Regions from separate parts of the Homo sapiens genome. Here region 1 is linked to region 2. A link is an interaction called in ENCODE POLR2A ChIA-PET data of the cell type or tissue named here. Cell type or tissue: Caco-2. All regions are shown on one strand. Links, peaks and the distances in the headings refer to the core of each region. The heading gives the core; the rest is flanking DNA. Region 1 has its middle 31 kb from the start of LINC02214. Region 2 has its middle 100 kb from the start of LINC02214.

Region 1 (16,093 bases), core at 5,347-10,346, 130 kb after region 2:
GAACTAACACATTTGCAGAGACCAGTTCAGACAATTAGGACATGTCCTCTGTGGACAAAGTAACAGATGTTGCTGATTTTTTATTGCTGTTGTTCTTGTCTGCTTGTTTTGGATTGGTTGGATGTTTTTGCTTTGGATGGACAAGATGGGGGAGAAGGCAGGACATATACTTTTCAACATGATTTCCCAGATGGAACCCTTTGCCTGGCAAGGTTTACACCTTGACACTTGTCTGGCTCTGGCAGATAAGGATTTGAGAGCCGGTAGTTGAGTTGGGAAGTGATCCCAGGAAATAGCAGTAGGGGAGTAGGGGAGAGAAGTAGGGGAAAGGAAGGAGGCCAAAATACAGTGTGCTAATAAGCAGGTTTTTCTGTGAGCAAGCGGGATGCAATCCTGCCTGAGCGCCTGGGGAACTCCATACAGCAAGCCTCAGACTGGCCCCACTCTAGAGGCAAGGAAGCTGGGGTATTTATCCAAGTTACTGAATGAGGCTGCCTCCAGGGTCATTAACTCTGAGAACCGAGCAAAGCCGTGGGAGCCTACAGAGCAGGGCCTGCCTAGGGGATGTGGGCAGGGCACCAGCAGCATCAGCTATAGTCTCCACTCTTCATTGTCTGCCCTGTTCCAGGCACAGGAGCAGCTGGTGGCCAGGAGCCAAAGCAAGCACCAGGAAAACCTGATTCCAGTAAGAGCCAGCAGCCCTAAAAAGGAAGTGGTACTATGCACATGTGGTGATGTTTTGCTAGGCGCACTATTGTGGGTTCTGAAAGGGGCCCTCTGAGAGGATTTGCAATGCCTATCAAACCATCCAGAAAGGAGCTTCCAGCTCAGCGGTGTGATGGCGCTCAGTGGGTAACAGGCATGGAAAAGCTAAGGCCGCCTGGGACTTGGGGCTAATTAAGTGCAATCCTGTTTCTCCTTCCATCACTGCTGAAACACATCAGCCAAAATCTCCTAAAAGCCCTAAATTTGCAGCCATCTTCATCTCTTTAATTACTGTGTCTGGTTCACTTTATTTGCAAGCATGGGAGCTTTTTACAGCATTTTCACATTTCTGTGCAAGGTGTCAAAGAACCATAAAGACCCCGGGAGAGAAGAGAGGAAAAAACTCTCAGTCAGGCCAACGGCTATGTGACTGGCCCTTTCTCTATGCACTAAAAAGGTATTTAAACAGTGTAAACCTGAAGAGAGCATAAGTTGGCAAAGCTCTGAAGCCTAAAGATTCTAGAACTCAGTCTAAATTGAGAGGGGGCAGCCGGAAAAGGCGGTAGAGTGAGTACTGGGCATGCCACCCAGGCCCTCCCCTTCAGGACCAAGGGTTGTTTAAAGTTGCTGGAAGCATTGCAGCTGGCATCTCACAGCCTAGTCCCTCTTGGGGAATTGTCCTCAGCTGAAAGGAGCTGCCACACCCAAGGGTGCCTTCCCTCCCTGGGGCATCCCTCCTTTAAGAACAGATTTATGTGGAGTACAAGCCCCTTCCACCTTGGCTTTAGTTGAGACACCTCTGAAGGGCCATCCCAGCTCCAGGGATCCCTATAGGATCAGTTGAGGGCCCCCTTCCCTGCTTTCCTCAGACTAATGCTGTTCCCAGAAGCAATTCACAATAAACTTCCTACACATACAGTGCTGCCTCAGAGTCTGTTTTTTGGGAGAGGCAACCTATGACAGCCATGGATGGTGTGTGAAATGGCAGACATGGTGACACCTGTCCAGATGTTTCTGGAAGTCACCGTGTTGAGGAAAAGCACCCCACATACTGAATGGGTGGCATTTCTCACTATTATTCCACAGTGTCCTTACTGCATTCTAAAAAATTAGCACATTTAACATGATTGAAAATGTTACTGCATAAAATGTCTGCATTGCAAAATAAAGCACTAATACCTTAACAAAGGTACCAAGTGAAAAATTAAGGAAAGTAGTTGAAACATACATGATAGACAAAGGGATAACTTTATTAATATATAAAGAGCTTTTGAAAATTAATAAGACCAGCAACCAAAAAGTGAAATGAAGAACATGAACGGAGTTTGCAGAAAAACAAATTACAAAATGGCCTTCTCACCTATAAAAAGATATTTGGCTTACTCATAAGAAAATAAATGCAAATGAATACTATCCTGAGATGCCATTTTCACCTAACAGATGAATGAAGATCCAAAAGTTGAATAGCATGCTGTGTTGGCATGTGTGTGAAGTAATAGATACTCTCATAAAATTCTGGCAGGTGTATAAACTGGTACAACCTCTTTGGAAGGCAAATTGGCAGTAGGAAATGCACATACACATTGACACAACAAGAATTTGGCTCTTCTAAGGACATATAAATCCAAAAAGTGTACAGGGCATACATATGGGGTTGTTCCTTTTTGCATTGTTTATAGTAACAAAAGACCAGGATGTTCAAAATGTTAGAATGATTAACAAACATCAAAATGTTCATCATTACCAGATTGAGTACATTTATTGTAAATCCATCAATAAAATATTCTTCAGCCTAACTCTCCTCTGCTCACCCTGGAAAGGACAAGTTCCAGGGCCAAAACGACCCTGAGGAGAGGAGAGCTGGCTGTCAAAGCTATAAAACAGGTAGAGCCTGGCCTAGCATTTCCGTGTGGACTCAACTTCTTTCCCAGGTTTCCTCAACCTTACTATCACTCTGGGCAGCAGCCTGGATTTAATAATCTTTGCAATTCATTGCGCTTCTTATGATAAACAGTTGATGTAAAAACATACTTTATCACCTTTTATAGTCTAACAGGTTATGCAGTTCATTATTCTGACTTATATTAGCCTCTCACTTGAACAAACAATTGTTTGTAATGTAACTATAAATTATATTTAATTTTGGGATGTTCCATCCAATGCAAGGAAGTTTTTCTGAATAATCTTGGTAGAGAGTTCATTAAATAGCTTTGATTCACAGAATGATTAAAAAGCACATCTTGCATAGGTTCATTCTATTTGTTATGGTCTCTAGTATCTTTATTCAGAGGAGTTTTAAGGGTCTTCTATAATCTATGTCAGCCATAAATTACTGTGTTAAGGGAGAAAGAATCTTTGAAGCAAAACCTTCTTTAAATATTTTTTTGAGGCCAGGCGCGGTGGCTCACGCCTGTAATCCCAGCACTTTGGGAGACCGAGGCGGGCGGATCACGTGGTCAGGAGATCAAGACCATCCTGGCTAACACGGTGAAACCCCGTCTCTACTAAAAATACAAAAAATTAGCCGGGTGTGGTGGTGGGCGCCTGTAGTCCCAGCTACTCAGGAGGCTGAGGCAGGAGAATGGCATGAACCTGGGAAGCGGAGCTTGCAGTGAGCTGAGATCATGCCACTGCACTCTAACCTGGGTAGCAGAGCAAGACGCCACCTCAAAAAAAAAATTTTTTTTTCGAGATACTGATTTCTGAAAAATTAACAGAGAAACCATAATTTGCAAAGCCAAAAGGCTCAGAAACCTGCTTCTTCTTGGCAAGGGTAAAATATTCTTAAAAACGTCCTAAATATTCTTCAGAAACAAAATTACAATGGCCAAAAGAAGAGGTAAGCACGGTTCCAGCAAACCTCTATCCAGTGCTTGTTTAAAAATGGGCTGCCCTTTCCACAAAGAAGCCTACGTTATCTATCATAGCAGGTGTCATTTATAGCCAAGTTTTTCCAATTCTGCCTTACACAGACTGCAACGAACTCTGCAGAAAAATTTCCAACGCATATAAGCTCAGAAGCACACACCTGGATTTCAGATCTCAGTAAACCTGGATTAGCATACACCATTCACTGACTCAGCTGCACAGTTGAATCCCATGGATATTGCAACAAAGGTTTGAAGAAGAGATGAATTGTGCTGGGCCTTGTCAATTCATTCCAAGTGTCAAGATGACATAAAAAGGCACAGGGATATTTCTTTACTGGTGCAGCTCTTGAGATAACATGCGGGAGGGAACTCTGTTCGCTCTTTTGAAGAACTGAAATACCATTCCTCATATTACACAAATGAACTGATGCATCATCAATCATTGGTATTTGAAAGGACTTTGGACCATGGGATGCATTATTCTCAACCATAACCTGCATATTGTTTTTAATTGCTCTAACTAACCACATAAGTGAATACTTGCTTGGAGTTCAGATAGCAACTCCTCCATCAGGTCTTTTGGCAGCTTAGGAGTGAGTATTCTTGGCAAGGAAACTTAGCAGTGTGTTGATTAAGAACTTGCTCTGCCCAGTCTCATTCTCTCAACATCTCTTCCCTGCAGCGCCTACCCTGCAGCTCCTCAACCCCAGAGGCCTTCTCTCCCCCTGCTCCCAGTACATTTTCCCACAAAGCCAGGCCAGGAATTTGCTGGAAAACCTGAAAGTCTTAAGGGGAGTCAGCACTGGTCCTTCAACCACAGCAAATGAAGTGAGTGCTGGGAGACTGGCAGGGAGCCTGCCTCTGCCTCCTTGGGCTGATGTATTGTAGAAGTTGTGCCAGGGACTGGTGGGGACAGCCCGTTTTATGAGGAGTCAAGGCTGTGACATGGAGCCCTTCCAAGGCGTCTTTCACACGTCCTTGCTACTCCTCTAATAAGCCGGATTAACCCTGAGTAAAGCACAGGCTGCTGGAAAGAGCCTATAAATTTTATCTTGCACTGTGGCCCTAAAATGCTGGTCTTGCTTTTGGCAACTGCAAAGCTAAACAAATGAGCAGCCCCTGGCTTGCCTGTCCTCCACACAGTGAGGGACACACCTCTCAAGAAGCAGGTTTATGAAATGTGTGTCCCCAGGTGGGCTCCAGTGTGGGTGTACTTGAACGTGGCTCTTGTGCTCTAAAACCAACTCGACTTTTTTCCTAAGGTGGAACTGATTTTCTCTCCCATCCTCCTTCCCCCCAACTCTCTCTCACTCCTAGGAGCCGGCTCCAGGGGCATGCAAACTGAGAAGTTGCATAGGATCCTGGGCTCAGCAGGGCTCCACACTCGGTTTAATGCTTTGTTGCTGCCTTCTTGAAATCCTTAGTACTTTCTGAACAACAAGTCCCGCATTTTCATTTTGCACTGGGCCCTGCAAATTATGTAGCCAGTCCTGCTCCTCGTTTTACAGATCCTGCCCTAGAGGAAGACATGCTGGGAAGGACAACCTCTGCGTGGGCTTTGTTTTCTGAGATGAGGGTGGTAAGTTTTCCTGTCGGGAGGCTGGCCAGGTTCTTCACAACTTCACTTGATGCCTTTCATATTTGTGGACTTCCAGCTCCCAAGCCCAAGCCCCGCTTGGCACTATTTTCAAAACATTGTAGAAATGAAGAGTTACTGAATGATTAGAAAATTCCAGACCCTCTTCTGAGAGCTTTATGTACATTTTATCAGGTAATTCTCACAACAGTATTGCAAAGCAGGCATCATCATTACCCCATTTTAAAGATGAGGAAATGGACTTTCAGAGAGTTCATGTAATTTGTCTCAAATCAAACTCAGATGTAGTTAACTCCAAAGCATGTAGTTTTAACCACTAGACCATACAGCTTGATTATAAAAGGAAAATATGTTCTTCATTTCATTGCCAGTAAGATTCTTGATGGATGTGTTGATTGATTGTGAGTTTGGAGACTAAGACTGGTGGGAAGTAAAAAAGTAATAGAAAAACATTCCTTATTTTCCCCCACTGAGTATATAGGAGAATATAAACCAATATTGCCAGGCTGCCATAAAGAAACAATCTCCTGTAATTTTTTCCTTTTCAGTTTGGTCTAGGCATTATTTTTAAGGTTGTTGGCTTGGGTAGCTGTAAGCACTTTTGGCTCTAGGACTGTGGGATACATTACCCAAAAATGTTTCAGGCTCCATAGTTTCATATCTCCTCAAATGCATTCAGCAGACCAAAGATATGCCCACAGACCAGCAGCAGAGATTTTTTTTTTTTTTTTTACAATAACCATCATCATCTAATAGTCAAAGCAAATGTTTGTTAATTACTGTGAGCCAGCCAGTTTACACATATAAATGTATTTAATCCAATCTTATAATTTAAGCATTATTATTATAATTTTACAGATGAGGAAACTGAAGCCAGAGAGACTAAATAATTTGGTAAGATCATTTAGCTGGTAATCTTCAGAGCCAAGATTTGAATCAAGGCAGGCTAAGGCAAAAAGCCATGCTCTTCTCCCCTACATGACATGAAAGCTGGTGTCTTCTGTAAAAGGCACGGTTCTGCTCACAGAAATCTAGAGAGATTAATAATCAGGAGTGGAAGGGCCAATGGTGTCTCCTGACCCTGGAACCACAGTGCCCTTTCTTGCTTGACATCCCCTTATCTACATACCACTGACTAAATGTGTGTTTACTGGGGATGAGACCCCTGGGGACACAACACAGACAGCACCAGGGGCTAAATGATTCTTTATTGATCCTGATTAGATTAAAGACGGCCATAACTCAAATGACACTGTTGCTTCTGAATTTCCTTATGGTTCCTGCAGGGAGTGATAACTAGGTAATATAAGGGAACCTCTTTCTTGACAGCTATTTCTCATAAAACTACTCACCAAAGGATAGAATTCATAAGGGAAGAGGGAAGACACTTCATGAGGCTTCATTTATCTCATTTAATTTATCACAACACGCCTGAGAGGAAGGTATCACTATCTCCATTCTATAGATGAAGAAGCTGAGGTTCAGAGAAAATTTGGTAACTTGCTCAAAGTCTCTCTGCAAGTAAATAATGGAGCTAGGAATTCAAATCCTGGGATGCTAAAATAAAACTCAGTGTCTAAAGTATGAGATATACAACCTCTTCAAATGCTATGTTGTGAAGCCCAGCACCAGCCAGCTGGCTTATATGGAACTGTTCACTATCTTATTACTCAGCATAAACTGTGTTTCCAAGGCCAATGTTGCCCTCAACCCTCCAGGCCATGGCTTTCTAATCAATGCTAGCTGTTCTTTGAGGTTTTCTCGTCATCTCTGAGGAGGTTCTTCATAAACCTTTGTTCTTAGGACTCTATCACACTAATTCAGAATCATTTTAATGGGACAATTTTATGTTTATGGAATATAGTAATAGCAACTTACCTTTTACTAAACCTACTAATCTTCTTTTTTCTTCCTTTGCTTTCCCTCTAATTCTGTGAGTCTGGGAACTGAGTTATACTTTAGAAAAAGCACCATGCCAGACTCATTAACTTTGCAGCTGTAGAAGCTGATCTGTACTGAAAGAAAGGAAAAAAGAGAGCTTCCTTCCTTCCCTCTGTCCACTCACCACCTTCAGACAGATGTAGGCATCTACACGTGGGTACACACACACACACACACTCTTATACACATGCACAGAACCACACAGGCAAGCCCACAAATTATATACATTTGCACACAAATCAACACACACACATGCACACATCTGGGCATGCTCACCCATGCATTCACACAGGCCCATATATACAAATATGAACATACAAACTTGCTCACTCCCTAGGGCTCATTGACTGGGTGGAAAAATTCTTGGAATGCAGATGGTCCAGGTAGACGGTTTTCTGTTCTAGGAAACTGCCTTTGCCCTCTTCCATCAGATATGCCCCTCTTTGCTGGAAGCCAGTCCCAGGGACTTACGTGGTGCTTTTTATTAAAACAAAGACTGTAGTCACTTTCCATTAATGACAGTGATGTGACTCTACATCATAAACAGAATTCTTATTTGTTGAGCAACATTTTTCTATCCATTGGCAACCTTTTTCAGATATGTTACTAGCTTTAATCTAGATATATAATTATGAAAATGAAGAATAATTATTACTTGGAAGTGACAATTTCCTTTATAAAGGATTCACCATGTTTTGAAAGAAGTCTTTTAACACATTCAAAACATGACTTCGCCGATAAGATTTAACTATCTGCTGGGCTTCCCAGGATCACTATTTTCACATAAAGTTCTGGAAGACAATCACTACTGGACTCACAGATATTAAAACTTAATAGTTCTGAATAAACAAAATATATAAGGAGAGAAACTCTTGATTTGAAATCAAAAGTTAAAATGTGTTTAGTGGAATTAACTGCTTAATAAAAGAAAAAGAAAAGTTACTTCCAAAGACATTCAGAAATCCTAAAGGCAAAGTCAAGGATGAAAAATACATGTGGTTTGCGGATCTCCAAAGGTGGGGAGCCCTGGAGGCCTTCCCTAAGAGTCCGGTCTTGAGGCTACCTCCACACCCGGCATCCAAATCTTTTTTACGTTCTTTGCTGCCAGCTGGCCCCAGGATCATCAAGCAGTCCTAAATATAGCCCAGCTTTTTTTCCTCTTTGCTGGGGAAACGATCACATTTTAGTCCAGATGAAAGCAAGGCAAATGACTACTTTTCTTGGAAAGCATATGTTTATAATTTCTAATTTTGCAAGAACCAGGCAGAGTAAATTCAGTTTATTAAAACATGAATTTAGCACATTTGTAACAGACTGGTAATATTTATTCCTACTGGACTTGAAATTATCTTGGATGGTAAAAAAAAATCTTTAATTATGCATCGACAAAGGACAACAGAACACAATGCATTGTTTTTTTAAATCTTTCCCAAAGCAAGAAAATCATAGGTTAAACGTTTAATGTTCTTGCAGTCTTCATTTTATTTCCATCAAGTTCTCAAATAAGAAAACTTTTATTTTGGCACAAAAATAACCCTCCATTATGTGAAATGTACAGATTTACAAGTGGACTGATTTTTTCCATTGGATTCAGGAGGATACTAGAAATTCACAAAAACAGGCTTCCTCAATTTTCCATAGCATTGGACATTAACTCTGGAAAAACCCAGAGAAGAATGATTGTACATGTGTGAAGTGATGTTAAGTTTGCCCAAGACATACATATTGCATCTCATTTTGAACCTCACACAACTCTGATATATGGGCCTAATTACTATCTTTTCTGACCCCACCACAAAGATAGAGTTGGAAAGATTATTTAGCAGTAAGAGAACTAAGGTCTAGAGAAATTAAATAACTTGGCCAAGGTTCCATAACAAAGAAATGGAGGAACTAAGACTAGAATCCAGACCCGCAGACTCTCAGATCAGTCAATTTTGACCATACTTACCATCGGAATCAATTTTCCCTTGGGGTCTGGTGATCAATAGCAACATGGTCTCCTGGGTAAGTAAAGAGATTGCTTAACAAGGGACTTCCATGGTGGTGGTGGAGAGTCAACAAGGCCTTCTGAAGACTTCTGGAGTGCACTCCTGCCTCACCCAGCCTCAAATAGCATCTGCTCTGAGTATAAAAGAATTGCCTCTAGCTTCTATCTCCCGTGCCAATTCCAAATGATGGGCAGGGACTGCCAGGAGTTCCAGGCTGAAGAGGAGTGTTCAGTGGATTATTCTGGAAGCCATGAGCAAAGGTGCCATGAGTATTGGCCAGGGTACAAGGACAGGAAATGGAAGTGTGACTTGAGTGTCAATTCTATGGCTTTGCTGTAGATGGCTAGTATGTGACCTGAGGGTGCGCATTTTCTTACATACCTGCTTTCCTGTCCTAAATACTTTTTCTGAACATCCTTTTTATCTCAGGTAATTAGGATCCCCTTCAGAATGCAAATCCTTTTTACTTTCCTTTTGAGGGGTAGGTTCAAGGGGAGAGGTAGCACACCGTGTAAATCATACTCATTAAGACCTGAACTCCACTGCCTTTATCAGGTTCTTTAACAGACCAGGCAAAGGTTTTGAAATGGGAGCTGTTCCAGCTGATGGAAGCCTCCCCACATAAGTGTTTTATTGGGCAAACTCTGAGGTTAGCAATTTCTTCAACTTGCCTGCTCTCCACAGAGCATGAGCCACCCTGTTCACTCTAAGTCCCAGTGCTCTCACCACAAAACAAGCACCACTTACTAGCCTGTCTGTGCAGGTATCACACAGCGTACCTTTGTGATCTCATAGGTCTAGGACATGGCATGGATATTTTCTGTTGAGAGCTGAGACAGAGGGAGGCAAGAGTCTCAGATCCAGAGAGAATGGGGCATCTTCTTATTGAGGTAACCAGGCAAGAGAGTGAAATTAAAGAGGGGAGGCTGCCAAGTGACAGGGGTTACTGAGATATGATCAAAATAAACTTGACATTTTTGCTTCTAATTGAATAGCACATTGAGCTTCTTGAGTTCCCGCAACTGCCACTTTGCAGACTGACTGAGCTTTCAGCATTACCAGAAAGAGGAGGACATCACCCTTTCTCCACTCCTACTCCCATGCCCTGCACAAAGGCAGGCAGAGTTGGCAGCAGATGCTTTTTCCCTCATTCTGACACAGGGCAGAATGGTGGGTTTCTTTCCTAATTCCAAGGGCAGGGGATGTGTGACCTGGTGAATAGCTTTCTACTCTTTAGAATTGCTCTCTCCTTTGCTTGCTTTCTCTGTCCTCACCTGTTCATGACAAATTATTTCTCTATAGAGCTCCTGTCCCTATGCCACCCTGTTCCATGTGGAGAGATTCTCATTGCTTTTGATCTTTTTTGGATTAACTAATCCCTTTGTATGTTCAGATTTGTTGTTTATATACAATCTTTTAAAACTGATGAAATGGCAAAGGTAGAGCAATGAGTTCTCTGATTTTTATCTCCCGCACGTTAGAGATGAATTCTAAGTGTATCCTTAGAAGTGAGTTGCTTCCTCCTAGATTTCATTTTCATGAGGCTAAGAAAGCAATTGAACAGGGAGTGAGGATTTTCAGAGCTACAATTGTGGCCATGTTTTAGATATATGGAACTCCCTGGCTGTATTCAGATTGAGTACATCAACCAGACAGAAATATCTTTTTCTATTCCTAAGTCTTTTCTTCACTTTAAAATCTAAAATTACAATGAGGGACAAGATTGCTATTATTATATTATTAATTTATGTTTATTTATTTATATCCTTCTTTGTTCCAGAAAAGATTTAAGGCAGCATAATATATGAATGTCTGATCTATTTGTAGGAGCACTTTCATTGGATTTTTTAAAAAATAAAATCCACTTATTAATGATTGATATGTTAATGATTTGATTAATCCATTGGGTTTGATTCATTTACATCATCATTTACATTTCATCAAGACATGTTTTCAAGGAGACACTTGATGTCCTTCTCAAAATGCTCCATTTTTCACCATGGAGAACTTTTATTTTCCATAAGCAAACAAAATGTAAACCTTGAAAGTCTGATTGATGAGAAGCTAAAATCTAAGCCTGGAGAGGTTAGGTAATCTCACCAAGGTTTCCCAAACCCAGGAGAAGCCCACTTCTTCTATAAGGTATATTTCTCTGTAAGACACATGAATCTACAAAATGTCTATAATAAATCAAGGTCACCTACCCCAACGGGCTGATGAAAGGCCCGGAAAGACTCAGGCCCAGGCACTGGGTTACTCTGCACCAGGTTAATATCTTTCTACTGAACCTTGAAGTCAAGATTTGACCTGCTAGGCATTCTTGGTAGGGATAAGTGGAGTTAAGTTTGTGTGATGTAGAGTGGTTAGGCCAGAACAGTATTTACCACAGTACGTGATTTGAGATGCTTTGAGTAGGATACAGAGAGAGCATCCAAAAACATTGACTGCATAGTAAAAAAATTGTCTTTTTCTTTTGATTCTCTTTCAGTGCTGCCTGTCACATTAAGGAGCAACTGTCTGCTTGGTGTTAGTAGACATTTAACAGCCCTCTCACTCTGGCAAAGTTCAATTGTCAACAAAGCGCTGGCATCAGGATAAGAACCTTCAGCAAGCAACAGTGACTAGCTGTGATCTAATGATAACCTTTCATTTCATTTCATATTTAGATTTATATTTACCTTCTCTTTCTATTAAATGGTGCTAGTTGTCCATTGGAAGGAGTCATATGAAATTATCTTCTAAAATAAATATATTCAAATATTTTTAAATCAGTTTAAAGAAAAAATTAAATAAACATTTACATAGGCGATATGTGAATGCTGAAATTTCAGGTAACAAGAAGAAAGAGGAAAGAGGGCTTCAGTGAAAGACCAGCAGCTGATGTCCCAGACAGAAGCTGGCATTAACCCCAGAAGAGCTGAGTCTGAAACCAGTACTACACTGACAAGCTGTGGAAGGTGATGAATGTCTTGAACATCTCTGGTTATTGGCTTCCCCATCTATAAGCTGGATATGATTAAAATATTGACTTCTTCACAGATTTGTGCTTAAGAATCAAATGAGCTATTTTAAGGGAAAGCCTTTTACCAAGCATAAAGTATGACACCCATGGAAGAGATTATAACTAAGTGAGGGATAGAGGAGGGATAAGAGAGCGGAAGCTAAAGAAGTCATTTAGGTTGAAGGAAATTGGTAAAATCAGTGAGAAAGATAATCCTGTGGCTGGGTGCGGTGGCTCATGCCTGTAATCCTAACACTTTGGGAGGCCAAAGCAGGCAGCTAACTTGAGGCCAGGAGTTCGACACCAGCCTGGCCAACATGGTGAAACCCCATCTCTAATAAAAATACAAAAAAATTAGCCAGGCATGGTGGCGCATGCCTGTAATCCCAGCTACTCAGGAGGTTGAGGCAGGAGAATCGCTTGAACATGGGGGTGGAGGTTGCAGTGAGCCGAGATCATGCCACTGCACTCCAGCCTGGGCAACAGAGCAAAACTCGGTCTCAAAAAATAAAATAAAATAAAATAAAATAAAATAAAATAAAATAAAATAAAATAAAATAAAATAAAATAAAATAAAATAAAATAAAATAATAAAATAAAATAAAATAAAATAAAATAAAATAGTAAATAAAATAAAATAAAATTCTGCAGTCACTGAAACTAGATAGGTCTGGTTCTTGGAAAGGTAGGAAGCAGCCCAGGTTGTGATTTGTTTTGTACAAGGGTAGGGGTCAGACAGACACACACACACACACACTCCAAAATTCTGCTTTGATTGAAAGCTCCACTAGAAGAGAGGTGAAAGCTCCATAAACCCTGAGTGTGGGGAAAACTATCCTGAGGGTAAAGCTTCCACCAAATGGACTCTGGGGGTCCCCTTCCCACTTGCTTTTATCTGTCTCCTTGTGGTTGGATCCTGATAGCTCCTGATACTTGCATGTGCAGCTGACTAGCCAGGGTTCATTATTCACCCTAGCTGTTGAACAGGGTGCTTGAGATGTCCTATAAGGACGGGTGGGCAGAGGAAATCCCATGAGGCCATAGCACTGTCAGCCACCCTTGGCACTTAACACCCAGCACCCAGTACAATGACTGACAGAGTGGATGCCATTTGGGTAAACATTTGTTAAGTGAGTGAAAAGAAGAAAGGTAGAGATGAAGGGAGAGAGCATAGGGAAAGGGAAAGGGGGAAAACAAGCTCGATGCTCTGGGCCACAGCTCCAGAGAGAGCTGGCTGCTGAGGCCAACCTCCAGAACTGTATCCTGTGCCTCCTCCTCTCCCTAGAAGTGCAAGTTCTAGGGAGCACCCGAGGCAGCAGCACGGTATTCCTAAGCATGGGCCTCTTGATCATGGGACTTAAATTTCCCCTTGACAACTCCTGAGCTGTGTAACACAGGGCACATTACTAACTTCTCCAAATGTCAGTTTTCCCTTCTGTACCATGGGAATGATCACACCAGCTTTGCTGAGTTACCGCTAGAATTAAATAAGATAGTATGTATGCACCTGATGAATGGCCCAGAAGCAGTTTCAATTATTACTGTTGTCATTATATATGCTTTACAAAAATTCAAAGAAATTATTTTGATTCTGTTAAAATGTGACATAATATGGATTTTCATTCCATAAACAGATTCTTATACTTTGCTTCCTAATTAGACTGTGTCTTGTCATGCCCGTAATTCCTGTGTAATTAAATTGAAATTAAATGTCAATTTACTTTGAATTACAGAGTAATTCTATGTATACATGCCACACAATCTGCATTTTGTTAGAAGATGACAACCAAAAATATCCTGACAGTCCCTCTGTAATTACATAGTGATCTCATTAAGATCAGCTTGACAAACTACCTGCCAAGACCTGAGGAAGAAAAAACCATGAGCTGGTGGAGGGTTCTGCGGAGGTTAGGCACAGGACAGGAGGGGAGAGCCTGAACTCACCAAGGACCTTGCCCCTCCCCAGGAACCAGTGACATCCCACCACAGTCCCTTTTGCAGGCAGATGAGGAAGAGGGATCCTTTAAAAGAAAAAATATTACTTAATTACAGAATATGTTAACCGATGTTGATTCACCTTCACTTTCTAACCCAGCTGTTTTTATTAGGTTGGTATCTGAGGTCTTAAATCCTCATGCCTCAAAGACAATGATATATGCAGAGGGAATATTTCAAACCCCATGCAGAAATTTTATTTTTTTTTATAATACTCAAAATGGCTTCCATCCTCTGATTTTTAAAAATAAAAATCGAAACATATTTGATATCTTATTCCTTTTCACCAATGAGCAGGTTAATATTTATATTATTTCTGATTGTAAGTGGCAGTGGGAAAAGATGATGTAAGTGGAACGGGGGAGAGGAGAACCAGGGCTTCAAAGAACCAGGTCAGGAGGCTAAGCAGTGACCCAGAGGTCCCCAGGCTTCATTCTGTTAAGACGCTCACAGCAAATGGGGCAGCAAGAAGGGGAAGCGCCTCCGCCCATGCTTTCTCCTTCGTTTTCCTCCTCCAAATCCACTGCAGCGCCCACTGAAGGTCACTGCTCCTCAGCCTCCTTTGTGTGGCTTTGCCTCTTGGTGCCCTCCTTGCCCAGGAGTGGCTTATTTCTGATTGCTAAACAAGCTCTACCCTACCACTCCTTTGGGACAAAGAATCTGGTTACTTTTCATTAACTCAAGTGAAAGGTTCCCTTTTCTGCCTCTCCCCAGGCCCCAGATATTCACCTGGCTGGGCCTGCAGGGCCCCCAGTGCCAGCTTCCGAGGAGTGAAAGGTCCTCCAAGCTCACAGCCCAGCAGTGCATGAGAGAAAGGAAGCCAGGGGACTGAAAGTCACGTCCTACCTCCTAGGCGGCACTGCAAAGCACACAAAATCCAGAGTCCTGAGTTTCAGAACAGGCTCTGCTTCTTACTAGCTATGATTACTCCAAGCAAGTCATTTAACTTCTGTGAGCCTCAGTTCTCCTAAATATAAGTGGAGATTAGTATAAGTTGTGCTCCTGACCTCTGTACGGGGTCACTGAGATAAGAAATTAGCTAACGTAGATGAAAATGTTTGGAAAGAACAAAAAAAAATACAGGTGTATTGCTATAATCATCATCAGAGATACGTTGGTCAGGGTTCTATCTCTTACAGATAATTGAAAACCCAGGCTAGCCTAACGAGATGGAGGAAAAAAGAGTTTGGGGTTTGGGAGACTCTTATAGCCAAAATGTCCAGGGTTGATGCAGCTTTAGGCTTGGCAGGTTCAGGGATCTCATAGTGTCCTTGGACTCAGTTTCTCTGCATCTCTGGGTTCTGCTGTGGGCTGAGTGTGTGTACTCTTCACTCTCGGGCTCTGTGTGGTACTGCGTGATTGCTTCAGGTTCTTGTCCTCTCTAACTCAAGTCCAGTGGGAAAGCCCATCTCCCAGAACCTCTCACTCCAATCCCAGGATTTGTTCTGCTTTGATCCATTGGGTCACATGTATACCCAGAAACCAATCACTGTGGCCGAGGAGATTTGGAGTTCTAACTGGTGCTGATTACAGCTTCCAGTCCTGGATCCAGAGGCACTGCTATCCACATCATGAGAGCTGCACGGACTGAGCAATAAAGGAGGGGCTTCCCAGGGGGCTGAGAAGAAGAGAGAACAGAGGTCGGGCAGGGTGGTCACAAACATCCACTTCAGAAGTCAAGGAATTTATAGCTAGACCCAACTTGGAACAAGAAGCAAGCAGAGGAGGCACAACTAGAGAGACTCCTGACTGAAAATAGCAGGTAACACAAGGAAATGGTCAAGAGCAAATGTGTGTTTACTTCATGCAGCTTTGGAACTCCAGAGTTGGACAGTTCCCATATAGAAAAGGGAGCAAAAGCAGCTACTGACTGAAAGAAATTTTACCAAAATGATAAAATGACTTCTGATGTGCAGCTAAGGGTTACCTGAATTTTGCTTTCACGTCCAGAGGCAGGATCATCTCTGAGTATTTTTCCCCAATAAAGTGCTCC
Region 2 (16,093 bases), core at 4,208-9,207:
CCAGGCTGGAATCACACCTGGTGACTCTACTAGTCAGAGGTTTCAGAGGCAGCCTTGCCCCCATGGCTCCACTAGTCATTGCCCTGCTGGGGGTTCTTTGTTGTGGCCTAGCCCCACAGTGGCCCTCTGTCTGGGTCATATGCCCAAGGGTCCAGGAGGCTCCATCCTTCTAAATCTAAGTGGAGGTAACCACACTCCACAGCTCATGGACTCTGTATGGCCGTGGAGATGGCACCACCGAGACACTGCCAGGGTTTACCAGTTGTGCCCTTTTGCAGAGTGGTTATTGTACCTGCACTGCACTTGGGCCCACTGGATCTAAAATCTGGGGTGGCTAAGGAGCACTGAGCTAGAATGCAGGGAGCAGAGCCTTGAAGGGGTGCCAGGCAGCCAGTAAGAAGGTCCTGTAGAAGCCCATGATCCCTCATTTAAAATCATTCTGCCCCCGAGGCTTTTGCACTCTGGGCCTCCAATGAGAGGGGCATCAGTGATGGTCTCCAAACTTCCTTTGTTGTTATTCTTCCATTGTCTGAATGACTACCACTTGACAACTCCATACTAATCTCCTCTTTATCAAACAGCAGTTTGGCCATAACTTTGGTGGTCTCTCTCAAATATACTTTCTAATTCCTTTAAATATGGACAAAGTGATAATTTTCCAAATCTTTGCATTCTGCTTCTCTTTTGATTAAAAATCCCATCTTTAAATCATTTCACTCTTCTTACATTTTACTATCTGCCTCCAAGAGAACAAGAGAAGCCAAGCTGAAGCTGCACCCTCAACATCAACACTTTGCTAAGAAATGTCCCCAGCTTCATTTCCTATGTTATCATTCACAAGTTCCATCTTTTTCCATCTTTTCCACAAATACTAGGGCATGAACACAATTCAGACAAGTTCTTTGCCCCTTTTTCAGTAAGGATGGCCTTTTCTCCAGTGTCTAATCAAATATTCCCCATTTCCACCTGAGATGTCATCAAAATGGACTTTACTGTCCATATTCCTATCAACATTGTTTATGATTTTGTGATTTCTTAGATATGCACCTCAAAACTCTCCCAGCCTCTCTCTATTACCCAGTTCCACAGCCATTTCCACATTTCAGGTATTTGTTACAGCACCATTCCATTTCTGGTACCAATTTCTATCTTAGTTCATTTGGGCTGTTATAACAAAATATCATAAACTGGGTAGCTTATTGACAACAGAAATGTATTGCTCATACTCCTGGAGACTGAGAAGTCCCAGATCAAGATATCAACAGATTCTGTGTCTGGTGAGGGCCTATTTCCTTATTAATGGTGGTACCTTTTCACTGTGTTCACGTGGCAGAAGAGACTAGCTAGTTCTCTGTAGTTTCCTGGTTAAGGGCACTAATCTCATTTGTAAGGGCTCTGCCCCATGATTAAATTACTTCCCAAAGGCTTTACCTGCTGATATGGCTTGGCTCTGTGTCCCCACCCAAATCTCATCTTGAATTGGACTCCCATAATTCCCACGTGTTGTGGGAGGGACCCAGTGGTACATAATTTGTATCATGGGGGCAGTTTCCCCCATACTTTCTTTGTGGTAGTGAATAAGTCTCACAAGATTTGATGGTTTTGTCAAGGGTTTCTGCTTTTACATCTTCCTCATTTTCTCTTGCCACCACCACATAAGAAGTGCCTTTTGCCTCCAGCCATGATTCTGAGTCCTCCCCAGCCATGTGGAACTGCAAGTTCAATTAAACCTCTTTTTCTTCCCAGTCTTGGGTATGTCTTTAACAGCAGCATGAAAACAGACTAATACACCTGCTAATACCATCACCTTGGGGTACAGGATTTTAACAGATAAATTTATCATGGGGCAGGGGCAGGTAGGGGTGAATAATGGCACAAACATTCAGACCATAGCCAGGACATTCTACAAAATACCTGACCAGTACCCTTAAACTGTCAAGGTCATCAAAACAAGAAAAGTCTGAGAAACTGTCAAAGTCTAAAGAAGCTAAAGAGACATGATGGTTATCTCAGATGGGATCCTGGAACAGAAAAAGGACATTAGGTAAAAACAAAGATAATATGAATAAAATATGGATGTTAGTTATTAATAATGTATCAGGGATGGGCACAGTGACTCATGCCTGTAATCCCAGCACTTTGCGGGGCTGAGGCCAGCAGATTGCTTGAGCTCAGGAGTTTGAGACCAACCTGGGCAACATGGGAAAATCCTGCCTCTACAGAAAAAAAAAAATTAGCCGGGCATAATGGCATGCACCTGTGGTCCTCACTACTAAGGAGGCTGAGGTGAGAGGATCCCTTGAGCCCAGGAAGTCAAGGTTGCAGCAAACAGTGATTGCACCACTACACTCCAGCCTGGGCAACACAGCAAGATCCTGTCTCAAAAAAAAAAAAAAATATCAGTATTGTTTTATTAATTGTAACAAACACACTAAATAAATGTAAGATGCCAACACTAGGGGAAATAGGATGTGGAGTAAATGGGAACTCTCTGCATCATTTTTGCAACTTTTCTGTACATCTTAAACTATTTTAAATGTTTCTACAAAAGTTAACAATAATATATTATATAGTTCCAAATAGCTAGGAGGAGGATAACAAATGTTTCCAACACAAAAAAATGGTCGACGTCTGAGGTGAAGGATATGCTAATTATCTTCATCTGATCAATATTCATTATAAGCATCAAAACATCACTATGTACCCCATTATATGTATATTTATTATATGTTGACTAAAATTCAAATTTAATTTAATTTAAAAAATTAATTTTACCTGCTTCTTTTTATTTTTTTAAATATGGTACATTTTGTAATGTGGCTAAATTTTAAAATTAAACGTATAACTTGCATTATTATTTTATTGTTCAGCACTGCTTTAGCAAATGGAGTTGCTATGGTGCAAACAGCAGTGAACCTGCTATCAGGAAACCTCAGTTTGAGGCTTGCCTTTACCATTTACCACACATATCACACACCCTCCTAGCCCTAGGTGTCAGGCCTCTGAGCCCAAGCCAAGCCATCGCATCACCGGTGACTTGCACGAATATGCCCAGATGGCCTGAAGTAACTGAAGAATCACAAAAGAAGTGAAAATGCCCTGCCCCGCCTTAACTGATGACATTCCACTACAAAAGAAGTGAAATGGCCTGTTCCTGCCTTAACTGATGACATTCCACCACAAAAGAACTGAAAATGGCCGGTCCTTGCCTTAACTGATGACATTCCACCACAAAAGAACTGAAAATGGCCGGTCCTTGCCTTAACTGATGACATTCCACCACCAAAGAAATGAAAATGGCCTGTTCCTGCCTTAACTGATGACATTCCACCACAAAAGAAGTGAAAATGGCCGGTCCTTGCCTTAAGTGATGACATAACCTTGTGAAAGTCCTTTTCCTGGCTCATCCTGGCTCAAAAGCACCCCCACTGAGCACCTTGCGACCCCCCAACTCCTGCCCACCAGAGAACAACCCCCCTTTGACTGTAATTTTCCTTTACCTACCCAAATCTTATAAAATGGCCCCACCTCTATCTCCCTTCGCTGAATCTCTTTTCGGACTCAGTCCACCTGCACCCAGGTGATTAAAAGCTTTATTGCTCACACAAAGCCTGTTTGGTGGTCTCTTCACACTGATGCGCATGAAACTAGGTCCCCTCATATACAAAATGAGAATAAATAAGTCATTGCAAAGATGATATAAGACGGTTTATTTGAGGCAGGGAATGGTGGCTCACGCCTGTAATCCCAGTATTTTGGGAGGGTGAGACGGGTGGATCACAAGGTCAGGAGACCAGAAACATCCTGGCCAACATGGTGAAACCCCATTTCTACTAAAAATACAAAAATTAGCTGGGTGTGGTGGCGCATGCCTGTAATCCCATCTGCTCTGGAGGCCGAGGCAGGAGAATTGCTTGAACCAGGGAGTTGGAGGTTGCAGTGAGCCGAGATGGTGCCACTGCACTCCATCCAGCCTGGCGACTCAAAAAAAAAAAAAATTTTTTTTAAAGATGGTTTATTTAAAGGAAACTAGCACAATTCCTGGCCTATAATAAACAAACTCTTACTGACCGCTATAATGTACTGTATTCTTGCTCTTGCAAAAGAAGGCAAATAATCACAATGCAATACCAGAAGCCCTGGGGCACCAGAGAAAAAGGAATGACTATATAGTCAGAGAGAACATCTGAACTGGATGGCTAAGGATTGAGAAGAGAGTCCTACACAGGTTCAGAAAAACTGTGTATAGCCATGTTGATACCTCCAGTGTAGGAGTTAAACAACAATATAGACTTGTTTTCCCCTCATAGTTAGGGCTCAGTTTCTATCCATTTGGTAACTGCTTTCTCCACTGCCTACCTATCTTATTTTCTGCATGTATGCCCCAACTTAACACTTCATATGGAAAACTAGCACACTACAATTTCTACATTTTGTCATTTAACTTCTGTATCATATGCATAAAATTATTTTTGCCTTGAACTGAAATGAGTGTAATTTTAACTCATAGGGAAAAAAAGGGCTTGCTTATCTACACTACATAATCTATTTACACAATACTTATGCTCATCCAAATTTAGCCATACTGCTAAGGAATATGGCCCAAGGTTTTCTTCCCAGTGGGAGATGGACAATTAATTTTATTTCCAGCAAATGCTTTAGTGACTGTACTCTCTTCTCCTATAGTTGGCTTTCTCGCCATCCATCCATCCTATTCTACCCATTCATTCATTCATTCCATGAATGTTAAGTGTCTACCACGTGTCAGACACTGAAGATACATCCTTCTGCATGAATATGTTGTCATGCCATTTTCCTATGTGTTTGTCATAGTTTCCAGATAAAGTACAAATCACTTAAAGATCCAAATTATGGCTTCTCTCTCTCTCTCTCTTGCAGTCCTTTTACCTGCCAGCCCTCCTTCACACTCCAATCATTCTCCGCACACGCACACACACTACCATCACGATTACAGGGGCCAAGGGGAAGCCTCCCCTTTGCCCTCTACAGGTTTGTTGAAAAAAAAACTGACAAAAGACAGATTAACTGGAGAAAATACATACAAAGTTACTAATGTGCACATAGGAGAGAATCACAGAGTGATCACAACCCCCCAGTGGGGTACAGAAGCTTATGTACCACCTTGAGGCTACAGAAAGAATGGGAGCACAGAACATGGCCAAAAACAGAGTATTGTGGCAAATCAGATTCCAGTGGCCACACAGGTTATGGGCTGGGGAGAAGAGCTGGCTAGCAAAGGAGGTCTTGTTATACAGATGAAATCTCACCGGGAGCAGCCCTCAGAGAGAATAGAGAGTGAATGTTTCTTTCAGATATTTAAACGTGTCACACTTTCTCTCCTAAATCTTTCTTAGATCTGGAAAAGGGAAGGTCTCAGAGAAACTTGGCTGCATTAATGCAGATTTTCTGTACAGATGCAAATCTCTCCCACAAAAGACAGCTTTGCAGGCCTTCTGAACAACCATCTCAAAATAAGTCAGACAGGTATATTTTGGAGTAAAATATTTTTATTTCCTTCACTACCAATATCCATGCCTAGTATACTTTCCTACCCAGAAGAGGGAGAATGATGTGTTTTAGACTCAGCTGGAGATAAAGAAGAAAGGGAGGGAAGTATGAGATCACCTCATTTTCTCCTAAACATAACGTATCAATCTTTTTACCTTCACATTTCTCCTAATTCCAGATTACAAGTTTTGTTGTACTTTTCTTCCCACGAAATCCAGTTTTCAGTAATTGTGACTAAACTTGGGCTTGTGTCTTGGCAAGCTGTCTTCTTTTATTTGATAGATCACAAAAAGTTTCTCCTAAATATCCACCAAACCAAGTTTACCAGTCTTGAGAAAGAGAGACACATGCCACATTTCTCATAGGAAATGAGGTTATTGTGGGGTTTCAAGATTTCTCTATCCAACACTTGCCATGGTACAAAACCTTGCCATGGTTTTATACAAGTGAGGGCCAGGGGTAAGTTCAAGGTGCTGATGAACAAACTTGAACCAGCACTTTATTTGACTTTGACACAAACCAGATCTCAGGCACTGAAAGCAATTTAACTTAATTACTCTCCCAGTATGGAGCAAAATGGGGAAACTGAGTGCTATAATCAGTGCCAGTCTTCTTGACTGATCTGATTGTTAAAGCTGCAAAGGAAATCAGTTGCAGTGGTGGGGAGGGGGTGTTGCTTGGTTTCCTTCCTACTACTTAGTTATTATTCTGAGGAATGCATTTAATTACAGAGAGAACTCAGTTATTTGCTTTCTAGTAGCGGGCTCTTTTTTGGTTATTTCTACCGGCGCCATTCCTTTGCTGAAAAACAAAGGCATGTTTACAACTAGACCACATCTTTTGGCTTCCATTCCAGAGCTTTCTCCCACACCAAAGGAAAGCAAGGTAGTGTAATGCAAATAGCACCACAGTAGGCTACCTTTGCCAACCAGGGACCCATTTTCAACTGCATGCAAACTAGAGCTCTCCAAAGACCTGTGAACTGTAAATAACTTGGGTTGTGAAAGGGGTCAGCTTGGTTTAATTTAGAGCTTCACAGAGCCTTTCTGTAGAAATTCAAACGCCGGTGAACAAATCCCTCTGGGGCCTTTAAAAAAATTCCAGGGCCAGCACCTCTATTTACTCTTTAGACTCCTGCCTGTCTGGCGGAGGTCTGCTATTAAAAGCTAATCAGTTCTTCTATGGTTGCTGCTGGGCTCCCATAGGCAAGCCTGCCTCCTCACACAACCCCTGAATTGAGCTGCCTGAGTTCATAGCCGACTGGGGAACCCGGTAGAGGAAGCATTTACAGAAAAAGCATTGCTGAGGTTAATGCAGAGGCCAGGAAATGGCTGGGGGACCGGCAGCTAGTGGCCAGATCTTATCAGCCACCCAGCATAGCCCTCTTATTTTACAGTGGAGAACTCATTGGAGTCCTGCCCCACTAACACAGCTGAAGTCACCCAAGGAATTTCTTTTCCAAAACAATGTATCCTCAATTTCACAGTGGTCAGAAAAGTCAAAAAATAGTACGGAGCCTCTTTGCTCTCTGTTACCCTATTGCTGTCTGTCCCTTCTTCAGAAGTCATTTATAAGGAGACCCAGAATCCCAAAAGATCACAAGAAAAGTGTTCCAAATGAATAGATGTCAGGACCAGAAAGGTTCTAAGGACATCTTGTATCCTCCTAAATTCTCTGTAGACATATTGGCTTCCTTCAAGCCGCAAAAGGGATTTACGAAAGTTTTTAACTCTCACTTCAGCCATGCCCAGAAAATGGCTTAAATTATTGCAAAAAGATTTGAGTTAGCTTTTAGGAGGAGCCTTCTTAATGCAAATAATGTTAGGCATGAAATACTAAATAAGATTTTTCAACATGTTTTGCTCTAAGGGTATTTAAAATAGAGCAGATTTTTAATTTGTTTCCTGAAGTTATAAGAACAGTTCTGCTTTGAATCAGATGATTTCCCAAAAGTGGAAAACTTCACAAGATTTATTGGTAAAGACAGCTGCCTATTCTGGCAAGGAGAATGAAAAATATCCTGGTATATACCATAAAACAAGTTAATACTCCATTATGATCCTAACCTAGAACTGCTCCCCTAAGAAAGAAAGTTAAACTTTTTGAAGCAGATGGTTTAATGCATGATCCTCCCTTATCAATTTATACTGCAAGGAGATACCATGACAGATCAATGCTGATTTACCAGATGAGGGCCATGGTTCCTTTATAGTTCGAAAGCAGCCTCATCTTCTCTTTGATCAGCTGAGTCTCTGCACTGCTGACTTCAATCATGGACAACTGGGCCTTTGTGGGGGATGCTGTAGGCCCTCAAAGGTTTGTCTTCCTCAAATATTTGCTCTCCCCACCCCTTACACACTTAAGCATCAGATTTTTTGGTTTGTTTGTTTGTTTCTAAGTTGAAACAAACTTTGAAATCTTTGAGCCAGTCTTTGGTTAAGATAGGCATCTATGGTTATGCAAATATATTACCCAGGAAGGAAAATGTTTAATCTGTTAGTATCTATCAACCTGTTGGTATCCATATGCCCTTTGCAAGGTCAGTGAATACCTACACTAAAGAGTTTCCTAAGACCACCTGGCAGAAATCAAAGCCCTGAGAGCCCTGAACTGGGAAGGGTGTGTGTGTGTGTGTGTGTGTGTGCGCGCGCGTGTGTGTGTATGCGTGTGTGTGTGCATGCACGTGTGTGTGTATGTCAGAGAGAGAGATAAAACAGAAAGAGAGAGAAAGGAAAGAGAGAAGGGAGAAAGAAGAAAGGAAGGAAAAAAGGTAGGAAGGAAAGGAGGAAGGGAGAAAGAAGAGAAGAAAGAGAAACAACAAGAATACTATGACTGGGCTGGGCGCCATGGCTCACACTTGTAATCCCAGCGCTTTGGGAGGCCAAGGTAGGCCGATCATGAGGTCAAGAGATGGAGACCATCCTGGCCAACATGGTGAAACCCAGTCTCTACTAAAAATACAAAAATTAGCTGGGCGTGGTGGTGCGCGCCTGTAGTCCCAGCTACTCGGGAGGCTGAGACAGGAGAATCACTTGAATCCAGGAGGCAGAGTTTGCAGTGAGCCAAGATCATGCCACTGCACTCCAGCTTGGGCAACAGAGTGAGATTCTGTCTCAAAAAAAAAAAAAAAAAAAAAAAAAAAAAAAAAAAAAAAGAATACTGTAGCAGATGCCTGTAATCCCAGCTACTTAGGAGACTAAGTAGCAGGAGGATTGCTTGAGTCTAGGAGTTCGAGGCTGTAGTGCAGGATGATTGTACCTGTGAATAACCTCAGCACTCTAGCCTGGGCAACATAGCTAAACCCCATCTCTAAATTCACATTATTATTATTTTTTTAAATAGAATACCATGTGAGGGGTGTGAAGGCTGAGTGAAGAGCACGGTGTTCAGGGGAGCAACACTGAACACAGATAGATTCCCTGTTACAGTTTTGTTGAGGATAGTCTTGCACTAGATGTGCCCGCTCTTCTAGGTACTCACTTTGACTTTGAATCAGCACTAGAAAATTAGGACCTAGACTGTGAAGTGCTAGGAGGTAAACCTGGACTGGCAACAAGAATAACTAGAGCAGCTTAGGGAGCCTGGCAGGGTAGGCAGGCAAACTCAAATGTTTCCCTAAGAAGGATCACAGAAATCTGTCACCAGTGTGACTGATCAAGAAAGGGAGTTCTGAAAAGCAGCTGTTCTGTTGCTATAATACACACACCACTGCACATATGACGCCTGAGCCTGCCCACACAAAAATGAGTATACTCACAAGAATGCACACACACGTGTGTGTATATTTACAGTGATGCATTAAGCAAGGGTAGCTATGTGTGCAATTGGTTGACACTTTTTCTTAAAAAGAACAAAATTATGCATATACTCAAAAAAAAAAGAGCTGAGTTCTAAATCACTTCTAGAAATATCTAATCTCAGTATATATTTTCATGACTACTTTCTCCTGGTAAGTTTGACCTCCTTCATTTGGTTTCATAGACTCTGTATTTGATTTCTAGATGGTACACATTGCCAAATGCCAACATGTAGAGCGTTGTTTACTTTGGTCTTACTATATTGGCACCCTACCACACGTGTAAGAGTTTAAGCAAAAGCTGGGAAACCAGAGATTCTGTGGCCTTGGCCCCACTTGCCTACAGACACTTGGGCATTGCCAGACCCAGTATGAACTTATAGAAACTGCCCACCATGAGCAGGTGAGTCATTTAATATAGCCCAATTAGCTGCATGCCTGAATTAAGTGACTCTCCTGGGGACCCAGATGATTGACAGCCAGATCCCCATGTCTGGATTTTATCCATGAGACTGCCTTCGCTCTCAAGCCTAACCTCATTCATAGCTTGAGATGAACCACGTTCTTTCCTAAATGCCATTTATTTTGAATGAGCATCCCATTCCCAATTCCTTTCTTTCAGTCTCAACAGTTTGATAGCCTGTGACACTTTCCTCTGATTGGCCCTTTCCCATTCTCACCCACTTGTGTTGTTCCAGCTCATGCTTTTGGTCCTTAAGCCAAAGCCCTGCCCATCTCCAAGAGAGTTTCTCTATGCTTTTAGATTCTCCTCTTTTTACAGTGACTTGACCTTGCAGAATTCTTGGCTGTCCCAGGTAAGACTCTACCCTGCCTATCTCTTTTCCTCCATAAGTAAACAGATAATAAACTGGAAAAGGAAGGTAAATCCAGATTGTTTAGAAATGTAGAGGAACAAAGAAGGTGGAGCTGAGGCAGGAAACATTAGGTAGAACAGAGTAGAGGTCATAGATAGAAGAAGGAATGAAGGAAAGCAGGAATGGAACATGGGGGAGAGTACTCAGCTAAACTGGTTAAAAGGCTAGATCAAGAAAAGTTAACCTTGGCCTAAGAAATAAGTCACTGGGATCGATTTAACCCTAGGAAAGCTCCATTTACCTCAGGCAATCAAAAAAAAAAGTATGGAAACAAATATCTTAGCAGAGAAAACATTGAAGGAAGTAAGATTTCCAAAGTGCCAAAGAAGAAAGAAAATGAGAAAGTCTGAAGGCCATCAGCTGGAAAATCCATGACGGGGAGAAACTGGGGAAAATGTGTGGATAAGTTTCAGAGAAGCAACAGTCATCCAAACTTTTACAGGGCACAGCCCCTCTGCAATAAACCCTTTGCAGTTCATCCATCACTCATTAAAAGTGCACCAAATGAACCTTAAGGGAGATAGATGACCTTTCATATTTTTTCATGAATAATGTTAGTGATGATGTCTTTCATCTTCACGGAACTGCTTAGGGCCTAAAATAATTCCCAACCCTCCCTGCCCTTAATACAGAATGAAGTAGAAGGCCCATGGCAGAAGCACTGGGAATGCTAAGCATCCGTTTACTATTTAATTTTACCAGAGCACATAGTCCTTACGAACCAGTGTCTACTGTAAAATCTCTTTGGTGAGTCAGCATGTTGCCAAATTCTTCCTTTAAGCCTTAGCACAGCTGTGACATGAACATAAAAATACAGCTTCTTCTTCACAGTAAACTATAGAAGTAGAGTCCATATTCCTCTGGAGAAATAGCTCAAGGAGCTAAACTTTTTCTCTTCTCAGTACCAGAGTACCATCCGGTAGAATGAAATATTAGTCACTAAACAAGATTCTTGGAACTTGATAATGAATAAATGGAATTTGAAAAGTGATAAAAGGGCATAACTCAGATGCTTATGAAGCTCTGAGCAATATAGTGCTATGCAGATACTCAATATTAATGCTGTAATAGAATTTTAAGTTAATTTCAAGTTGAAATCCCCTGGAATATGTTCAGACTAAAGTCAGTATTCATTTTCTGATTAATTTTTTTTTAACTAAACTTACTTTCTCTTTTTTATCTAGGCAAAAGAAAAGAGTTAGAAAAGGTTTTAGTTGCAGTGAGTATTTCTTTTAAACCAAATGGGAAAAGCAAAAATCTAGACCTTGAAACCTCAAAATGCCTGCTTTAATTATTCTTTGTCATTTTAGGCAAAGATGATATCTTCCTTCCACATTATTTGAGTACTTATTGTAGTTTATTGTAGGAGTAAAGAGCCCTCAGAAGGTTCATGGAAAAATCAACACACAAAAGGTAGGTTAATAAGAGAAAAGGCACACAAATCTATTAGCATGTACAGGAAAGAATCACAGAGTGATTATATAAAATCCCAATGGGTCACACAGGTTTATATACCCAACTTCTGAGGGAAAAGGAAGATAGGGGAAGTGCGGATAATTTTAGGGAGAGAGTAAAGGATATTTAGGGGAATTCAGTAGGCTTGAAGAAGATACAACAGCCTGTGACAAAGTCTGTTGGGGCCACAGAGAGGGCAATGATTTGTGACAAATGTCTGTCCAGGTTTGTTGACAGACTTCGGTCATCCTTCCTGTAATATGAGGTCAGTTAATGAAAACGTAGGGAAGAGGCTAGAGGTAATTGTCTTCTTCTTTGGCAGGTACAGATTTTAGGCAGATAAGAAACTTCAGAGAACAACTTCATCCTGTTCTTTGGGACAGACAGAAGATTGAGAGACAGGAAGTTTGCGAGAAAAGGTCACAGAGACCTTGTGGCTTCTTGTTCAGTTTGTCAGAGGCATGTGATACAGAGCAACTCCATCTTAAACAGAGCTGAATAAAATCAGGCTGAGACCTAATGGGCTGCATTCCTAGATGGTTGGGGCATTCTAAGTCATGGGATGAGATGAAAGGTCAGCATGAGATACAGATCATAAAGACCTTGCTAATAAAACAGATTGCAGTAAAGAAGCCAGCTAAAACCCACCAAAACCAAGACAGCCACAGGACTGACCTCTGGTCATCCTCACTGCTACACTCCCACCAATGCCATGACAATTAACAAATGCCATGGCAATGTCAGGAATTTACCCAATATGGTCTAAAAAGGAAAGGCATAAACAATCCACCCCTTATTTAGCATATAATCAAGAAATAAGTACCAGGTGCAGTGGCTCATGCCTGTAATCCCAACACATTGGGAGGCCAAGGAGGGTGGATCACCTGAGTTCAGAGGAGTTCGACACTAGCCTGGCGAACATGGTCAAACCCCTCCATCTCTACTAAAAATAGAAAAAATTAGCCAGGCATAGTGGTGCAGGCCTATAGTCCCAGCTACTCAGGAGGTGGAGGTAGGAGAATCACTTGAACCTGGAAGGCGGAGGTTGCAGTGAGCCACGATCATGCCATCACACTCCAGCCTGGGCGACAAGAGCAAAACTCTGTCAGAAAAGGAAAGGGAAGGGAAGGGGAAGGGGAAGGGAAAGGGGAAGGGCAAAGGGAAGGGGAGAGAAAAGAAAAGACAGGACAAGAAAAGCACTAAAATGGGCAACCAGCAGCCCTCAGGGCTGCTCTGTCTATGGAGTAGCCATTCTTTTATTTCTTTACTTTCCTAATAAACTTGCTTTCACTTTACTCTATGGACTTTCCTTGAATTCTTGTACGAGATCTAAGAACAAGTGCAGCATGTCAAAGTGCCATATTCTGGGGTATATTTCTGAGCTCCAACATTATCAACTCAAGAATATCTGCATTTCTAAATTTCCTCTGGCTGAGAAGATTTTATCCATGAACGAAGCATACATTTAAATATAAAAGTAATTTAGAAAACAGGTACATATATTCAACTTCGTACCATCTCATTCCCCAATCTATCAACAATTTCTCAATGATTAGATAGGAAAAGATGATGAAGCCATAGATTGTTCACTGAAAAATCAATACACAAAAAGCAGATTAATAGGAGACATGGCACACAAATTTATTAACGTGCATGAGAAAAACCACAGAGTGGTTATCCCAAGCCCCCCAAAGGGATACAGAAGCTTATATACCATCCTGAGGTTACATAAAGAATGGGAACTCAGAGCATGGCCCAAAACAGGTTATGATGGTAAATCAGATTATAGTGGCAAGACAGATACGGGAGGTGGAGAAGAGGAGGCCTGGCTAGCAAAAGTGGTCTTGTTATACAGATGAAACCTCACAGGTAGCAGCCTTTAGAGAGAATAGATGGCAAATGTTTCTTTCAGACCTTTAAGGGTCAGACTCTCAGTTAGTCTTTCCTAGATCCAGACAAGGGAGGCCCTTGCAGAAAGCCTGGAAGCATCACTGCAGATTCTCTACAGACGCCAATCTCCCCCACAAAAGACAGCTTTGCAGGCTCTCTGAACAGCCATCTCAAAATATGTCAAAGAAGTTTATTTTGGGGTAAACCGTTTTTGTTTCCTTCAAAGCCATATTAAAAGAAAAAAGAAAAGAAAAAAAGGATGGAATAAATAAAGAGAGCAATGGAGGGATGATGGAAGAAAAAGAAAATAAGTTAGTTTGAGGCCCCCTGTGAAACCTAGTTATGATCCATTCATCCTTTCCCTTTATGGGGTCAATCTCCAAAGTGGCTTGTGTTCCAAATAACTTGTGTATACACAGTGGGTTTTCAAGAACAGGAAAGGAGTAGTATAGTTGTCCCTATCAAGAAAACAATTCTTCACATCTTTCACCCATCACAAGCCTGCTCAGAAATGTTTTCCTTTCATGGATGCAAATGAAGAGATGGAAAGAAAAAGGTTGGAGAAGAGCAATAATAGTAGGAAAGGGCTAGCTGCATCAATGTTAACCATAAAAAGGTATCTGTAATTCAGAGACATGGAGATAACTGTCTGTCTCCATCCTCCACATATCCCCATATGTATACCCTAGTGTCTAAGTTCTATCATTAGAAATTCCTCTGTCTCGTAAACCTTTCTCAGTGAAAGATTTCTTAATGTGCTCCTTCCTTTTTAAAACAGATTTATTGAGGTATAATTGACACATTTTTAAAACTATACCTATTTATGTGTACAATCTGGTAAGTTTTGACATAGGTATACATCTGTGAAACTATCACTACAATTAAGAGAATGAACATATCCATCACCCCAAAAAGTTTCCTCCTGCCCTTCTGAAATTCCTCCCCACCCCCGAAAGTAATTTACATTTCTATAAAGACATTGTCAGTGCTGTTCTGGCTGTTCTAGATCCTTTGCATTTTTATATGAATTTTAAATCAGTTTGTCAATTCCTACAAAGAAGACTGTTGGGATTTTGACTGGCATTGCATTGAATCAATAGATTAATCTGGGGAGATTAACATTTTAACAATGTTGATTCTTCCATCTCATGAACATGATAGAGCTCTCCATTATGTGGGTCTTCCTTAATTTCTCTTAGAAATGCTTTGTGGCATCCTGGGTTTGGGTCTTGTACATATTTTGTCAGATTTATCCCTGAGTATTTCATGCTTTGATGCTAGTGTAAATGGTATTCTTTATTTCAATTTCTGGATATTCACTACTAGTGTGTAGAAATATGATTGATTTTGTATATCGGTCTTGTATCTTGCAATCTTGCTGGACTCATTTTTCTGTTGTAGTTCGTTTCTGAGACAGGGTCTAGTTCTGTTATGCAGGCTGGAGTGCAGTGGTATGATCAGAGCCCACTGCAACCTCAAACACCTGGGTTCAAGCAATCCTCTCGGCTCAAGCTGGAGCTGGCACCACAGAAGTGAGCCACCACACCCAGCCTTTGAACTCACTTATTAGCTTTAGTCATTTTTTAATACATTCCATCAGATTATCAAGTTGTCTGAGAAACAAAACAGTTTTATTTGTTTCTTTCCCATCTAGATACCTTTTACTTCTTTTTCTAGTCTGAGTGCACTAGTATGCACAGGTCCGTTCTCACAGGTTCTATCCATATTGGACCAGAGGCTGAAGTGGCCATTCTTGTTTTGTTAGTGATTTCAGAGGTAAATTATCTTTCATCATTAAGCACGATATTAGCTGCAGACTAGCTCATACATTCGAGTTTTCATCTCTAGAATTTCAATTTAGAATTTTTTATGACAACTTTTGAACATAGGGAACATAGCTATAATAACTGTTTTACATTTATTTATTTTTTATTTATTTGTTTGTTTTATAGATGACCTTTATTAGGTTTAGGAATTTTGCTTCTTTTAGTTTGCTGAGAGTATTTTTCAGGAATAGATAGTGGATTTAGTAAATTGTCTTTTCTGTATTAAGATTATCATACGATTTTTCATTTTTAGTTTGATATAATGTTCAATTACATTTAAATATTGAACCAATTTTGCATTCTTTGGATAAGCCCTACTGGACATAATATATTACCTTTTTGACAGATTGCATTTGATTTCTTAAAATTTTATTTATAATTTTTGTATCTATAATTATGAAGGACATAATTTTGTACTTTTCTTATGTTGCCTTCATTTTATTTAATATCAGGGTAATAACAGTCTCATAGAATGAGTTAGGAAGTATATTAGTCAGAGTTTAATGAGACACAAATAAATTTGAACAGGAAAGTTTAACACAAAGAATAATTAATGGCCCAGTGGGCTGACTCATGCCAGTAATCCCAGCACACCAGGAGGCCGCCGAGGCAGGCAGATAACATGAAGCCAGGAGTTCAAAACCATCCTGGCCGATATAGTAAAACCCCATCTGTACTAAAAATACAACCAACCGACCAACCGGGCATGGTGGTGCACTCCT

What was found. ChIA-PET counts read pairs that join two places held together with the same protein. Peaks named below come from ENCODE experiments on the same cell type or tissue, not always from the same donor. Only the 100,000 strongest peaks of a DNase experiment are listed, where the experiment ranks them.
Region 1: POLR2A ChIA-PET joins it to region 2 with 5 read pairs; 1 of 35 experiments calls an interaction of 5 or more read pairs at or near these places.

The regions. Positions count from the first base shown.
Region 1 is chr5:116,723,022-116,739,114 of GRCh38, reverse strand. No RefSeq gene overlaps it. Among named protein-coding and RNA genes, the nearest start is that of LINC02214, 31 kb to the left of the region's middle. In Caco-2, for the core only: no CTCF peak of the experiment used is centred there; a DNase peak (open chromatin) is centred at 7,474.
Region 2 is chr5:116,854,986-116,871,078 of GRCh38, reverse strand. No RefSeq gene overlaps it. Among named protein-coding and RNA genes, the nearest start is that of LINC02214, 100 kb to the right of the region's middle. RefSeq lists enhancers at 2,863-3,610, 5,558-6,101, 6,102-6,646, 8,279-8,823. In Caco-2, for the core only: no CTCF peak of the experiment used is centred there; a DNase peak (open chromatin) is centred at 6,668.